2 separate regions of the Homo sapiens genome follow, and region 1 is linked to region 2. A link is an interaction called in ENCODE POLR2A ChIA-PET data of the cell type or tissue named here. Cell type or tissue: OCI-LY7. All regions are shown on one strand. Each heading gives the region's core, and the rest is flanking DNA. Links, peaks and the distances in the headings are about the cores only. Region 1 overlaps PGM3 (phosphoglucomutase 3). Region 2 overlaps DOP1A (DOP1 leucine zipper like protein A).

What was found. ChIA-PET counts read pairs that join two places held together with the same protein. Peaks named below come from ENCODE experiments on the same cell type or tissue, not always from the same donor. Only the 100,000 strongest peaks of a DNase experiment are listed, where the experiment ranks them.
Region 1: POLR2A ChIA-PET joins it to region 2 with 8 read pairs; 13 of 35 experiments call an interaction of 5 or more read pairs at or near these places.

What each region holds. Positions count from the first base shown.
Region 1 is chr6:83,187,803-83,190,731 of GRCh38, reverse strand. PGM3 (phosphoglucomutase 3) reads left to right here. Exons shown (of 13, transcript NM_015599.3): 3 at 1,934-2,118. Among named protein-coding and RNA genes, the nearest start is that of PGM3, 4.0 kb to the left of the region's middle. In OCI-LY7, for the core only: no CTCF peak of the experiment used is centred there; no DNase peak of the experiment used is centred there.
Region 2 is chr6:83,069,584-83,072,512 of GRCh38, reverse strand. The region is part of intron 1 of DOP1A (DOP1 leucine zipper like protein A); the gene reads right to left. Among named protein-coding and RNA genes, the nearest start is that of DOP1A, 3.4 kb to the right of the region's middle. RefSeq lists an enhancer at 1,259-1,318. In OCI-LY7, for the core only: no CTCF peak of the experiment used is centred there; a DNase peak (open chromatin) is centred at 1,342; H3K4me3 peaks cover 1,736 bases; H3K27ac peaks cover 1,667 bases.

The sequences.
Region 1 (2,929 bases), core at 186-2,685, 120 kb before region 2:
AGTACAAATTCTAATTCTAGGAATGTGCCTTCTCATTTATATGTGCTTTGGATGTGAAACAACTTTTTTTTTTTAAGAGCATGATCATTAAGCTCATGATTCCTAAGGGTGTGGAAAGAATGAAAAGATACTGTCATTTTTTGGAGTGTCCATATTAGAGAAATAACAATGTCCTTCCAAATTTATTGATTTAAGACATTTTCAGTAATTGAAAATTGTTTCCTTTGTTAACTTAGCAGTGATTAAAGATATTGGGGTTGGGTGGGGAAGGGTAAAGATTTGAAAAGAAACATTTTGAACATTTTCAGACAGGTTTTTATAGCTCGGCAATAATTTCTTGTTCTGAATGAACAAACAGGTGAGCTTTGGCAGAATATTGATGACGCCTGATAGTTCTAGTCTTTGTGACAGTTAGATTTTAATCAAAGTATTCTTTTTGACACAATTATTTTTTCAGCTTTATTGAGGTATAAGTGATAAATAAAAATTGTATAATTCAAGTCATACAACACCATGTTTTGATATATGTATACATTGTGAAATGATTACCACTATCAGGCTAATTAACATATCCATTAGCTCACATAGTTACCTTGTTTTGTGGTGGGAATACTTAAGACGTACGCTCAACACATTTTCAATATATATTATTATGAACTATAGTCACCACGCTGTACGTTAGTCTTCCAGAACTTATTCATCTTATAACTGCAAGTTTATGCCCATTGGCCAGCATCTCCCCATTTCCCTTACCCTCTAGCCGCCACCATACTACTCTGTGTTTCTGTGAGTTTCACTTTTTTACATAACACATGTATGTTATGAGCCTGCAGTATTTGTCTTCATGTGTCTGGCTTATTTAACTTCGCATAATGTCTTCCAGATTCAACCATGATGCAAATGGCAGTATTTCTTTTTTAAGGCTGAATAATATTCTATTGTGTATATATACCACATTTTCTTCATCCATTTATCTGTTTATGAGCACTTTTGTTGTTTCTATATCTTAGCCAACCTCTTGACACAATGTAGTTATTCTTTATTAGCTATAGGCCATTAATACAGGGTTTGAATAATATGCTTCTATTTGATTGCTGGGGCTGTGGGATTTTTGCCTTTGTAGCTAAATCAGCAGCAAGTTAAAGTGGTGTAGGTCTGTGAAGGATTGTAACCTCCTCTTCCCCCAAACAAGGGCATTGCTTGTCCAAATATGTGATCATTATAAATGTGTATATGTCTAAATATGTAAGTCACCATAATTGATTGACTGATTGACTTCTAGGAAGACCCTCACATTTATTGCTAGTTCCAGAGGCACTTCTCAAAATGATTCTCTTTTCTTTCAGGTGACATTCACTGTGAACTACACTTTCTTTCCACGAATTTGAGCAGAACAGTGTTGGGAGGCAGTTTTCAGTGTCTGTCCTACCCGCTGGTTGACAAGCTGGCTAGTGTGTTCTTGGAGTTCCGAGTCATAGTGAGAAGGATCTCTGTGTGCCCTTATTCTGCTCCACTTGTGCCCTAGTCAGTTTATGGATAGTGGATGCACAGATCACAGCCTTTTACAAAGGCTAGTGTGGCATAGTGTTTTTAGGCGAGTAAGATAGACTTGCTGTTTTAATATCAGTACTGACATTTGTTAGCTGTATGATCATAAGCAAATTACCTAACCTCTCTGAAGCTCAGTTTTCTCGAAGATTGAAATTAAAATAGGATTATTAGTTTAATTGATTATGTGTGTCATGAGGATTTAATGAGGTAATATATATACATAAAATACCTAATCCAGGGTCCAGTATTAATATTTGGTGTTTATTGTTGAAGCTGCTCAGCCATCACTGTCTTTGGTTGAAGGGAAACAGCTTTTGAGTTCTGTTCTCAACTCAGCCTCATGAGTATGCACAGATTGCTTATTGTTTGTTTTTCTTTTAAGGAAGACAATGGTGTAAAATTGGTTGATCCTTTGGGTGAAATGTTGGCACCATCCTGGGAGGAACATGCCACCTGTTTAGCAAATGCTGAGGAACAAGATATGCAGAGAGTGCTTATTGACATCAGCGAGAAAGAAGCTGTGAATCTGCAACAAGATGCCTTTGTAGTTATTGGTAGAGATACCAGGTGATGATAAGAGTTACTGGTAAAAAAAAAAACCTTTGGGAACGTGATATAAACGATTGTATCAGTTTTAATCCAAGACAAATGGAAAGAAGTAAAGTGGAACTACCCTGAGTTGCATGTCTACCTGCCTGGCCTTTCTAGTAGGATGTAGTAGCTAAGTCACTACTGCAGCTTGGGGTTTGGAGTCTGACTCTGGTTTAAAACCCTACTCCAAAACCCAAGCTGCAGAATAATGTATGTAAAATACTTCCTGACACAAGAGAAGCACTCAATAAATGTCTCCCACCCCCTCTGTAGGTTTATTTTTTTTTCCCTACAGAGTCAACACATGATTTGAACTCATTATTTTTAAAGATTTACTTTGTAATCTGTGTTATTATTGTTTCAAATATTTATATCATTTTCCCATGCTGGAGCTCACTGTAAACTACAATATTATTTTCCACATAGTTCTGTTTTGCAGCTTTTGCCTTTCTTAACAAAAATGTCTTTTTGTAAAATATTAGATGAAAAGTATACTTTGCAACAGTAGCATTTCCTTTTGCATAAGATCTGGTTTTAACCTGAGATTATTTCAAAAGGAAATTTCTACTCAATCTCCAATACCTGGACTGGTTTTTTTACCCTCTGTTGTATTACCAGAGGGTTTTCCAGATACCGACGATGGTAGCAGAGTAACTTATGTTCTGAAGTAAATTATCCCACCACAGTAAAGTCATCCCACATGTATTTGGTTCTTAACTATTAACTAATGTAAGTGATGAAACGTTTTTTCCTACAAGGCAGTTTTTTTATTATTTTTTATTTTTTT
Region 2 (2,929 bases), core at 117-2,616:
CCAAGATGGCTCTTTACTTACTTCCAATTTTTTAGGTTGTATCCCAGAACCTTATATTAACAGGAATCTCACTCCACCCTGGACTACAGAGCCCCGTCTCAAAAACAAAAACAAAACCCAGGAATCTGACCTCTTGGTGAGTAGCAAATGATTGTGTGTACTGATAAACTTATCACCACTCAGGTTAATTTTTTTTTTTTGGAAACCGTTAACACCAAATGAAAGGGTCTATTTACTCAAGCTCTTTGTTCATGAACACGAAATAACAGCAAATGTTAGGCTCATAATATGGATATATGCCTATAAGTAACTCCAGCAACTTTAAATACAAAATGTATTTTACAAAATAAGAGCAGGGAATTTATTTTCCAGTATGTTCATACGAAACTCCTTCCACAGGAGAGTAGAAGGTGTCATCTCAGGAGGAAAAAGTCTAGAAATGTCTTCGGCAGGATTAAAATATAAAAATATAGCTATATAAAACTTAAGTGATGAGAGAAAAAACTAAAGGAGATAGGAGATTATTTTAACTTTATTACCTCATCTACTCATACAGGAGCTTTGCCAGATAAACATTATATTAACATTTCATCACTCCTGAATCAACAGTCATCACTTTGTCATATAACAGGTTCCCACTTGTTTTCTGATTTAGATTTTAGATTCAAATGTTTATCTTAAGGCTAATGTACCCTAGTAGGATGTAACATCAGTAACATTCAGAACATTTTTGAAAAAATAAAGACATATCTGATTCAAGAATATTATCTTTGTACTATTTTTTAAAGTAACTTTTTTTACTATATTTTTTAAGGTAATTGTAGTACACTTTTTAATTTACAATTAAGGCTTTGTTTCTCAATTATTGCACAGATAAAATTCTAAGGAATTTTCAAGCACTGATTAACTTAGTATCTACAAAAATTTGGGCCACCAAATGGAGACGTGGGATGATTTTATAAGATCCGAGGGCAGAGCTAAGTGACACTGAATTAAATGAGGAGGGGCCGGACACAGTGGCTCATGTCTGTAATCCCAGCATTTTGAGAGGCAGAGGCGAGGCGGATAACCTGAGGTCAGGAGTTTGAGACCAGCGTGACCAACATGGCGAAACCCTGTCTCTGCTAAAAATACAAAAGTTAGCCCGGTGTGATGGTGGGTGCCTGTAATACCAGCTAATCAGGAGGCTGAGGCAGGAGAATACCTTGAATCCGGGAGGCAGAGGTTGCAGTGAGCTCACTCCACTGCACTCCAGCCTGGATGACAGAGTGAGACTCCATTTCAAAAAAAAAAAGGTTACTTCCTCTTCATTCTCTTTCAGTTCCTCTGACTGTATCAAGAAGAAAGTCTCAGTTTGGTGCCAAGATGTTAACACCACTGAAATTCTTGCCAATCTCACTTTTAAACAAAGGGCAAGTTTTAGGCTTAGAGCCTCCTGCAGGCAATAGTTTCTAGTTAGAAATTAAGGGGACTTTGATTTTCATTATTTTTACGTATACGTCCACCTTCTGTTTATGGCAAGTGCCACCTGCTTTTTACTCAAAGTTATTCCAAGTTTCCTTTAAAATATTACTTTAATAATCACATTGATATAAAGAAATATTAATAACTAAACAGGAAGTATGCCAAACAGGAAGATATGGCCAAAATTTTGAAGATGATATCACAAAGACTGAAGTTGAGGAAATATTACATTAATCCATTTGGTCAACAAATAAGTGCCTGCTATATGTTTGCCACTGGGTTAGCCACCACAAAGAACAGAGAAGAATGATGAAAAAAAAAAATGTGAAAAGGAAAGTCAGAAGAGGAGGAAATTAATTCAAAATGAGGTAATCAAAAAAAGGTTCACAGGGTGGCATTTGAGCTAGGTCTTAAAGGTATAATTTAGACACTCAGAAACAGAAGAACATTCTCAGAGAGTAAAAGTATAACTATATGTGCCTGAGTGGTGGCATCTTCCAAATCTTGATTGTGGTGGTAGCTACACGGGTGCATATATATCTACTAAAACTTATTGAAATGTACACTTAAATGAATGTACATCAGTATATATAAATTTTTCCTTAATAAATTTGATACTATATAATTGACCAATGCAATGAAAGGTCATTGAGATTTCAGGCTTGGATAGCTTGGAGAGGAGGAAGTAAATACAATAAAGGAAAAAGGGAAACCGCCAGTTAAAGACAAGGGTATCATATTTTCATACAATTCTCAATAAAAACTGTTAACTATTACACAAAAAATATTAGCTTTATATTTCTACTTAATAGTTTTATTCCAGGGAGATAATTTACCTGAATTAACGCTTATCTATTAAAATTACATGTTCTCTTCCCACCTCTCCTATCTGCAAGCAAAATTGTGCATTAACAGCATTCACCCTAAGAAAGTAATAAAGAATGAACAGAATATCCACACTGGTGGTGTACTAGTGACACTTAACAGACTTTAGCAAAACAGTTTAAGATTGTGTTCAGCACACATCCTGTTTGTAAAGCAATTTAGAAGTAACTGTCTCAAAATTTGTGTTTTAGCCTTTAGCTCTTTTCCATGATATAAGCTCTTAAAATAGGTAGTTATTACACAGTAAGCACATTTTGGGTGGCTTCTACCATAATTTCATTTTAGGAATGCATGACTATAAGGAGAAATCATCACAGCAAAAGTGATGCCATTATCAACAAGTCTTCACTTGTTGGAACCTCAAAATGCCATTTTGAATAAAATCAATAACTACACTCCACCATCAAATTCAAAACATGAATTATGGTTTTAAAAAAGTCAAAAAACCAGAAAGAATAAGATAAGTCTTCTGCCAATAATTAAAGCATTAAGACTCATGGGAACTTAAGTGTATCATTAATATTTTACTAAGAAAAATATAATTTTTTTTATACAAGTGAGTTGCCACTAGATCTTCATG